Linked DNA regions of Homo sapiens: region 2 is linked to region 1. A link is an interaction called in ENCODE POLR2A ChIA-PET data of the cell type or tissue named here. Cell type or tissue: PC-9. All regions are shown on one strand.

Evidence for each region. Peaks named below come from ENCODE experiments on the same cell type or tissue, not always from the same donor. Only the 100,000 strongest peaks of a DNase experiment are listed, where the experiment ranks them.
Region 2: POLR2A ChIA-PET joins it to region 1 with 12 read pairs; 1 of 35 experiments calls an interaction of 5 or more read pairs at or near these places.

Annotation. Positions count from the first base shown.
Region 1 is chr2:63,846,304-63,851,303 of GRCh38, reverse strand. All of the region lies in intron 1 of UGP2 (UDP-glucose pyrophosphorylase 2), which reads right to left. Among named protein-coding and RNA genes, the nearest start is that of UGP2, 6.9 kb to the right of the region's middle. RefSeq lists enhancers at 878-1,657, 1,658-2,437, 3,218-3,998. In PC-9, no CTCF peak of the experiment used is centred here; no DNase peak of the experiment used is centred here; H3K27ac peaks cover 730 bases.
Region 2 is chr2:64,593,257-64,598,256 of GRCh38, reverse strand. All of the region lies in intron 3 of LOC105374773 (a long non-coding RNA gene), which reads left to right. Among named protein-coding and RNA genes, the nearest start is that of LINC02579, 12 kb to the left of the region's middle. In PC-9, a CTCF peak has its summit at 2,598; DNase peaks (open chromatin) are centred at 2,706 and 3,466; H3K27ac peaks cover 865 bases.

The DNA.
Region 1 (5,000 bases):
TACATTATGTCATGCAACTTTGTTTTCCCAAAACCTACCTTAGCACCTTGCACAGTACAGGTGCCTAATAATGGTATGTAACTAAACTGTAGATCAGGACTTAAATTCTCATATAATAGTAGTTTGAATAGCTCCTATTCATTTGTCAGAGTTCAGTTTAAATATTACCTGAGATTATCCTCCTAGAAATCTTTCTAAACTAAGTTACCTATTACATGCTCATATGCTAGATCCTTGTACCTCTCCTTTATAACATCATAATTTTAAAAATTTATTCAATGTTTATCTTATCCAACAGACTGTAAATTCTGTGAAAGTATATGTCTGTAATGTTCACAGCTGTATTCCCACTGCCAAACACAGAGCCTGAGATATAGTAGATACTCATGTAACATTTATTAAATGAGTAAGAGCCTATTATGATCCAGCTATGCTCTGGGTATACAGAAGGCAAAGTCTAGTCTAGTGTAGGTAGTGCCTAGTAAGCCCAAAGTGAAACTGTACAAGAGCCATGATGTCTGGTCACAGAAAGGCAGAGTTAAGATAAGTATAGACTGTCATAAGTATCTGAAGCCCCAGTCCCTAAGGCTTCTCAAGCAGAGGCTGATTTATTAGTCAAGTATCAGGGATATGGTCAAAGAAGTTTCACACAGATAGGTAGTCTAGACAAATGACTACTAAATTTCTTTTCAATTTTATTAACCAATATAAATGCCAATGTAATGTTTTCACTAACTTTAGAGATTAAACAAAATTGGGCAATTTATATGTTTACATTTAGTTTAATTTAGGGAAAAATATAGAAAAAATATTCCATGTCATTCAATGATAAATTAAGAAAAGTAAATTCAATTAAGTTGCATCTTACATAATTTTATATGATCTTTTCATACTAAAGTTATTAGACTGTCAACTATGACTACACTGAGATATATTTTTAGATGACTCAGCTTTACATTCATATGAATGGTTAATAAATGCTTTTTGATAACAAAAATAAAAGGATATCAGGCTTTCAAGAACTGTTGCAGCAACAAATATGCAGAGCAGCTCGCTAAAAAAGATTTTTGCTAATCATGCATTGCTTTACTTAAAAAAAAACTGCTACAATTTATATATAAACCAGTCTTCTGATTAACAATTAAAATTAACCCTACTCTTATACAATAGAGTAGCTCTTAAAATCTCAAAGGAAAAAGAAAACACTACTTATGGAAAACAGAACATTCAGAAGAGATTTGTTAAATAATACCACTTTGTTTTATGTTTAATGGATGAGAAGAAAGTCATCACAAAAGGCCTCACACTCCTTTGTTGAGAAGAAGAGAAAGAGGTATAACATAAAATCACGATGAAAAGCCAAAAAATGATCCGGTAGTCCTGCCGTGTAACTTGCTATGTGTGCATTTAGAGAAACTTTTATGCTTAGAACGGCTTTAAGGTCAGTGAGTCCAATTCCTTATTTTGGAGATAAAGAAACAGGGGCCCAGAGATGCTGACTTGCCTAAGGACACAATGCCAAGCTGGAACTCAAACCCTGTTGCCTGGCGCCCTGTTTCTCATTCTTCTGGAGCAAGGTCTCTCCTTTCTCAGTTACAGTGTATTTACATGGTTTACCACCTCCAGGTGTTTGCCACTAAATCTGAATGAAAACCGGCAGCTCAACTATGTCTGCTATGTGAGGTTAAAACTACAATTAGAATAATACTTTCTTACTGCATCTCATGCTCTTCAACTCTTCCTTATACACTGTGTTGTCTAAGCAATGAAAAAAATCGAAGAATGCTTTTATGCATTCCATAAATATTTTATTACCAAGGCAAAGCATTTTACCATTAGCACAAATGAACCCAAAACAGTGGATATAACTATGTTGTTCTGTTTTCTTGTGCTCTTTGGAAGTTTTAAAATTCTAGGCAGGCATATAACACAAATGAAATATTACATCAGCTTCTGCCAGAGCAGCAAATAGAAGAAAATACAAACTCCAATCACATTTTCATTGTGGCCAAGGAGCAAGAAGAGCTACTGTCAAAGAAAGGATCCCCTAAAATAGTATTTTTACAATATGTTGACTAGCAAGTAAAAAGGAGACTAAGCATAATACAACTAATTTCTGGTCCATGAAGACAATTAATGGCTTTTTGTTTGTTTTTTAGGACACAAGCGAAATCACAAAGAAACAATTCTCTTGATTTACACAGAAAAAACTAACAGAAATATCTAAAAATGTTTACGGAAATGAAACATTTTATTGTTTATGTATATTAACGAGACAACATAGCCAATTTCTCCATGTTTCTCAAAAACAATCCTTAATTGTAAAATGGATTGGGGGCACAATCGATTTCATTTGTTAATGACTGAGAAAAATAAACAACGGAACTGTTGGCAGAGGCAGTATTTGAGTCTTAGACAATTACTGTGCAACAAATTAAAGGAGATGCCTGCATCACCAATCAAGAAAACTGGGAAACAGCTTTCAAACAGAGTATTATCTTTTTTCTCACACATAAGTCACCCAATCAAAAAACACACAAAGTTTAATTTTCTTTGATAGCTTCATAAAGCCAACTTTCAAAGAACTTGTTATTAATAGAAGGACACGTGCCTGGCAGTGGAATTTTAAATATCTAAGAATTGGCTGGGCGCAGTGGCTCACACCTGTAATCCCAGCACTTTGGGAGGCCAAGACAGGCGGATCACATGGTCAGGAGTTCAAGACCAGCCTGGCCAACATGGTGAAACCCTGTCTCTACTAAAAATACAAAAATTAGCTGGGCATGGTGGCGTGCACCTATAATTCCAGCTACTCAGGAGGCTGAGGTAGGAGAATCACTTGAACCTGGGAGGCGGAGGTTGTGGTGAGCCAAGATCGCACCACTGCATTCCAGCCTGGGCAACAGAGCAAGACTCCGTCTCAATGAATAAATAAATAAATATCTAAGAAGTATGGTTTCAGTTAATAGTCATTGTGCCTGGGACAATCCATTCAATTACCAAGACCAAGATGGCCACAATTTCAAACACTATTACTCCAAGTTCAAAATATGATATTTAGAAAAGAAATTGTAGGCTATGTCAAAACGGCAACAGTCTTTAGAAAAACTCTGTCTTCTAAAGAGATTCTATCCAACCAAAAAGGTAGTAACTGAATCATATTTTCTCATCCATTAAACCCCAAGCCAGAGAACTTGCCCTACTAATTTATTCATATTGCTGGAATTTTCTCCAACAGTATAAATGCTGGATATCAGGATGAATGGCATTACAGAAAGTTAACACACTCTTCTTCATTTTCACAGATAATCCAGGTTGACTTTCAAATATCTGTTTATGTTAACTTTTCAGTAATTAATATTGCTAACTTTCTGAGAACTCATAATGCCTATGTCAGGCCTCTGAGCCCAAGCCAAGCCATTGCATCCCCTGTGACTTGCACGTATACGCCCAGATGGCCTAAAGCAACTGAAGAATCACAAAAGAAGTGAATATGCCCTGCCCCACCTTAACTGATGACATTCCACCACAAAAGAAGTGTAAATGGCCGGTCCTTGCCTTAACTGATGACATTACCTTGTGAAAGTCCTTTTCCTGGCTCATCCTGGCTCAAAACCACCCCAACTGAGCACCTTGTGACCCCCACTCCTGCCCGCCAGAGAACAAACCCCCTTTGACTGTAATTTTCCTTTACCTACCCAAATCCTATAAAATGGCCCCACCCTTATCTCCCTTCACTGACTCTCTTTTCGGACTCAGCCCACCTGCACCCAGGTGAAATAGCCATGTTGCTCACACAAAGCCTATTTGGTGGTCTCTTCACACGGACGAGCATGAAAGCCTATACTTCTGCAAAAAGCTTGGTGGGAACTAGGAAACTACAGTATATTTCTTTTATTTGAAACACTTTCATTATTAGGCCAACTGATGTTCCTCACACAATCTAAGTATCCCATTATTTTAATTAAACTTGCTATAATTCATCTATGAAGGGAAAAATAATACATACCAACAAAGGGAAGGGTCTCTGTGAAACATATTACAAGAAAATACCTATGGACTAAAATAACACCTGAATTTCCTTTTAAGGTCATTTTTCAATTTATTCAGAATATTAAAATGGCACTCCCAAAAAGAGTACCAGTTAATATTTCTAATTTCTCTAATGTCCCTTATCAATTTTTTTTCCTCAGTAGACTTTCACAAATGAAAATCATCCATCTTATTAGAAGAAAGGCTGAGTTAGCAAGAACACGGACAATTTAACCACAGAGATTACAAGGTCCATGTTGGAAAACAGCACTTTTCATCAGCTCAACTCTTCATTTTAAATTTCTTTAGAATTTTTTTTTACATTTATAACTGTGACTGAATTTAACTAAACCCTTCTCTTCAAATAATATAATAAATCTTAAATCAGATCTTTAAAAAATGAGGGGTATGCCCTAGTCATTATTTTCATGGCTCTTGTCCTCACTCAAATCCATGCCACTATCCCTGTGCTAAAAGTGTCCTCATCATCTAAATAATCAGCAACAGGCTAAATTTGGTTTTAGGATTTGAGAAGAACCAGGCCCCAGAATGCTTCTCATCTCTGTATTCCTCGGAGACCCCTCCAGTTATAATTAGCTCAGTAATCTTCCCTGGCTAGCTGCCATCTATCAAATAGGAGTCACCAAAAAAGTTATGAAAAGAATTTTAACAAATGGGAAAGCTGATAGGCCTCAAGCATTTTTTAAGTGACAGAGGTACTTAAATGACTTTCCCTGAAATGTAAGTATGTACCTCAATTTAAGAACATCAGGGACATTTTTACATAATTTAGATAGATAATGGCACATTTAGAATCATTTTTTTTAAAAAAACAATGCCTCTAATATTAGAGCATTAGCATCCATTATAGCCTTAGCTGGCTAGACAACATTACTCTCTTCACTATTTATTAAGTTTCAAAACATTTAGAGTGATTACCCCATAACTCTCAGAACTTTTTAAAAGCA
Region 2 (5,000 bases), 750 kb before region 1:
CAAAAGATCTCCTTATTTTCCCTCCTTGACCCTTTTGGTCTTCGTGACCCTCCCTAGTCCCTGACCTTCAGGGGAGGGATGGTGAGGCAGGAGAGGAGCATGAGCTCTGGTCAAAAGGAGAGCTGGGAGTGAGCAAGCGAAAGGCTTTGAAGTCACAGTTGACAACAACAGTGACCAGTATTTTGTTCCCTAAATCCTGGTTTTTGAAAACTGAAGGAAGGGAGCAGTTTTTGAAAGAGGTAAATTTAAAATAATAACATTATGTAAAGTGATATGCAGTATTCTCACAGATGGTCCAGGCTGAAAAGATAACTGAAATGATAGATAATTGAAACAAAGCAGATTCCTTAAGGGCAACTTTAAGAAGACAACCATATCCTCCTCCTATCAGCCTCCTATCTGCATCATCAATGACAGAAGACTGATCTGGATGAATGAAGATAAAAAGTTGTTTACTGAGGGCTTTCTATATGCCAGTGATGATATGGATCATCCTCACTTAATCTCCCATCCTGAGTAGATGTCATTTGATCTTCTACTTGTTTTATCATCCTTATGCTTCTTTTGGAGAACTAGTCAGATTTTTTTTTTTTTTTTTTAAAGATGGAATCTCAGCCAGGCACGGTAGCTCACACCTGTAATCCCAGCACTTAGGGAGGCCGAGGCAGGCGGATCATGAGTCAGGAGTTCAAGACCAGCCTGACCACAATGGTGAAACCCTGTCGCTACTAAAAATACAAAAATTAGCTGGGGGTGGTGGCACGCACCTGTAACCCCAGCTACTCTGGAGGCTGAGGCAAGAGAATTGCTTGAACCCAGGAGGTGGAGGTTGCAGTGAACCAAGATCTTGCCGCTGCACTCCAGCCTGGGCAACAGAGTGAGACTCCGTCTCAAAAAAAAAAAAAAAAAAGGAGTCTCACTGTGTTGCTCAGGCTGGTCTCGAACTCCTGGGCTCCAGTGATCCTCCTGCCTCGGCCTTCTGAGTAACCAGGACTACAGGTGTGTGCCACCATGCTGGGCATCACAGAAATGTTCAAGCTGCGTGAGGTTTTGGGGAGCATCTGTAGAAATGCTCAGGATGGCCCATGAGATGCCACAGGTGTAACATGATTGGATTTGGCAAGGCTTCACCTGTTTTTATGACTGGTGGGCAAGATGAAGAAATGTGGGCATCACTGGGTTGAGAAGCCGCACCCAGGGTCTTCCTGGCACACTGGATGTTTTACTGGTCAACATTTTGTGTGAGTGATTTGGATTATGAAGGATGTTTATCAATCTGTGGATGACAGAGCAGAGGAAGGAGGGCAAGTCTGTGTGTTGATGGTACAATGAAGATTTGATGGGATGAACGGGCTGAAACAATGGTCTAAAGCTGACAAAAAATCCTGAAAAAGGATCGATATAAAACCGTGCTTTTAGGCTCAAAAAACTCAGTGACACCAGGAGATGAGAGATGAGAGAAAAAAAATCTGGTTTGACGGCAGTTAGGGGTAAAAGGCTGTTCACACACTGAGCTAAAGAGGCAATATTGTTGCCATAAACGGTAATGCAATTTTAGGCTACATTAAAAGTAGGGTCTGAAATAAACCTGAGCCCCATGCCAGTGAAGAGATGGCCTCTGGCTCTGTCAGGGGAGCACATTTTAAGAGGAACTTTGGCAAACTGGACAATGTCCAGAAAAGAATAATGTGTGTGAGAAAGGCCTGGAAACCATGTCATCACGGGAGGTTTGGTAGGAGGAGGAGCATGGTAGTGATCTTCAGATATTCATGGAAGAGTCTAGGTTCATCCCTGCAGCTTGAGAGAAGGTAACTTGAACCAATGAGCAACCGGTTATGAGAAACCAGGTTTCCGCTCAAGGTCCTAGCAATCTGTGCTGCCAGCCAAGCGTGTGTGTGTGTGTGTGTGTGTGTGTGTGTGTGTGTGTACGTGTGCATTGGAGGTGGGCAAGGAGACTTCCTGGTGAAGTCCTGAGCCCACTCAGTGTCCCTGCAAATGTTCAGGCAAAAGGTGGCCAGCCAGCTATTCAGACGGGGGTTGGGGGTGGGGTGGGGATGCAGGAGGGTATAAACAAAAAAGCCAAGAGTAAGGGAAACTGGGTTCAGGTCCTGCCCCTGGTTATAGATATGTAATGATGTGCCAGTCAGTTTTCTTATTTAGGCTTCCATTTCTTCAGCTATGAGTATTGAGTCATCTTTGGTTTTCAACTTTTGGTAGCAATGGAACGTTTTTATTACATGAAATCTTCTGCAATCACCTTTCCCCTCCCTAAATATATAAGCCCAGTGTGTTATTATTGGACACACCCTGACTGTAGGTGCCAAGGCCTCCTGGCACTGCTGCGGGGCTCCTGGGAGTAGTTGGAAAGCACTGGACCAGCTGATCTTCCAGCCCTAAAATTCTATTCTTTAAGGTTTTCTCCTACCTTAGTTTTTGATTCTATAGACTCCAATCCCTCATTTTATGAAGTACCTGGTGCTTAAAAAAGGGATTTATCGAAGATCTTACAGCTGGTTAGTGACAGGGCTGTATTTAACACACAACTCCCACTCCAATTCAGTGTTCATCTCATCAGGCTGCCCCTACTTCCACCCGGGACTTGTCTTAGCACTTGTTCCTCCATGGTCCCAGGAAATCCTGTACTGCCCTCTATAGATCCTTTCCCTTTTGGAAAAGCATCAAGAAGGCAATAAATCTAGCCTGAGGCATTGCAGCCTGAGAAAATGATCTTGGAATTCATTTCTCTATGCATTAGTTTATCTCAAGGAAGTATGTTTATGAGCTGAGAAATAAAAAATAGGTGTGGCTCAGACTACTGGTTGCCCTATATGATCTCTTCTTCCTTACAACTAGGTTCCCCATCTTTTAGATGGCCACCCAGAATAGAGGTATTTCCCAGCCTCTGTTGCTGCTAGATAGGAACCTGCAATGAAGTTCTGGCCAATAGATTATAACTGGAAATACTGTGTATGCCCTAATGAAAGTATCCTTAATGGGAAGGAGAATCCCTTCTTCACTCTTTCTACCCTGATGGCTGGAATATAGGCATGGAAGGCCATAACCTTAACGGCCACCTTGGACCAGAGGGTAGAAACCATGTGTTGAGAATGATGGAACAAGCTAGTAAGGACTTCAGAAGGTGATCATATGAAGCCCCTTACCAGCCCCAGACTGTTTTCTTCCAGCATTTTACAGGAGGGAAATAAAATTCCACTGTTTAAGCCACCATTACCATTTTCATCTACTCTGTCATTGGTTGTAAGGTAGCATTACTTAGTACGTCGCTAAGAAAAAGAAACTGCTGCCAACTAAAGACAACCCATCCAATTGTATGACACATTCCAATTTCAGAGAAGTTAAAATGTGACAAAAGGATGAGTCTTACTACATGAAATGCAGTATTTTGGGTTTTTGTTACTCACAGCCAAGCCTAATCCTAACTGATTCAATAAACATGAAGGAATGAAAAGATGACAAATTCTACATAAAGAACACAATCATGAAGAGGGAAGAACAAGCTTCTCTATTAAAAAAAAAAAAAAAGACGACTCATAAAAATAGTACTGATGTGACTCAACTTAGGAAAGTTTTCTCCCATGCTTCCCAGTCTGGCTTGGATTAACCTGGGGAATTATGTCTGGCTCTCGGGACTTGGGCATCCAGTGGGATGAAGCTGCGGGATGAATGAGCTGGTTTTAAGACATAGAGGACCCAAAGCTGTTTGCTGAACCCCAGTGTAGGCTTTGGCCTTTTGCGGCTCCTACTACTTAGTTTCTTCCCCTCTTAACTCTGCAGGAACTTCCTGGTTGACTTTAAGACAGATGTGCAGCTGCTGATGACCAAGACAAGCTTGTAAGCGACAGGCTGCCCCTTAGCTGAGATCCCAAGAAGGTGCTCAAAGCTCTTCCTGCCAGCCACTGCTATTGTATAGTTTAAATCTGGTCTGGCACAAAGCTGACCATCTTTTGGTCTTCAGTACTGAAGCATTAACTTTAAGTTATGATGATCCAATATTAATGTACCTGTTATGAAATCATCAAAGACCAATACAACAACAAAAGGAAAGTCTGGCTTATCTAAAAGTGGTTATAAGATGAAATATCTGAGTCATTAAAATAAGCCACTTTCATAACGAAGGCCCACTTAATTTTAAAATGCCAAGTGACTCTATTATTATTTAGTGACCCTTTCTCCTGTGTCTGCTTCTTGAACCTACTGGGACTCCAGGAGCTTTCACGGAGTTCCCTGATGCTATGCTCTGGCTACCGCTCACTGACTGTTTACTCATGTGACAAATGTCTTATTAAATACATCCATTATTTAATACATCAACCTCATGAGGTAGGATCACTCCCATTTTTATGGATAATTCAGGCTCAGAGAAGTTGATTAATTTTCTCTTGGTAACACAGTTAACATGTGGGCTGTGAACTTAGGTTGGTGAAACTTGCCATTATAATTTAGTTGTAATGTACTATAGAAGTAGCCCTTTATGTTTCAATTACTGAAACATGAAAAATTCTGCTAAGGAATTTTCCGAGTCATCTTTTTCCACCCAAAAGGTTTGCTGGACACTAAAAACTTGTGATTATTTTGAAAGAAAGTTTCTCTGAAAAAGACCAAACTTTTTTTTTTTTTTAATAGTTAGGGAAATGGTGGGATATGGACTGGATAGGCATCTTGTCACTCCGTCACTCCAGGCCATACTTACATTACACTCAGGCAAGCGTTCCAATGGCCAGTGTAATCCCCTGGCAACACAGGAATCTGCCAATGACAGAGGTGCAGGAGTTCCACTGGCACATTCCCAGAGTGGATGAGGCCGACTGTCAGCTGACTGCCTGTTCCTGATGCAATGTCATGTGACTTTTTGCTGAAGCAATATCTAATATTCTAAAATTTTTAGACTTTTTCTGCCTACCTTCATTTCACGCTTATATATTCTTGGAAAGAAAAAAAATCCCTACAAATCCCTATTTAACCTTGCCAATACTCTGATG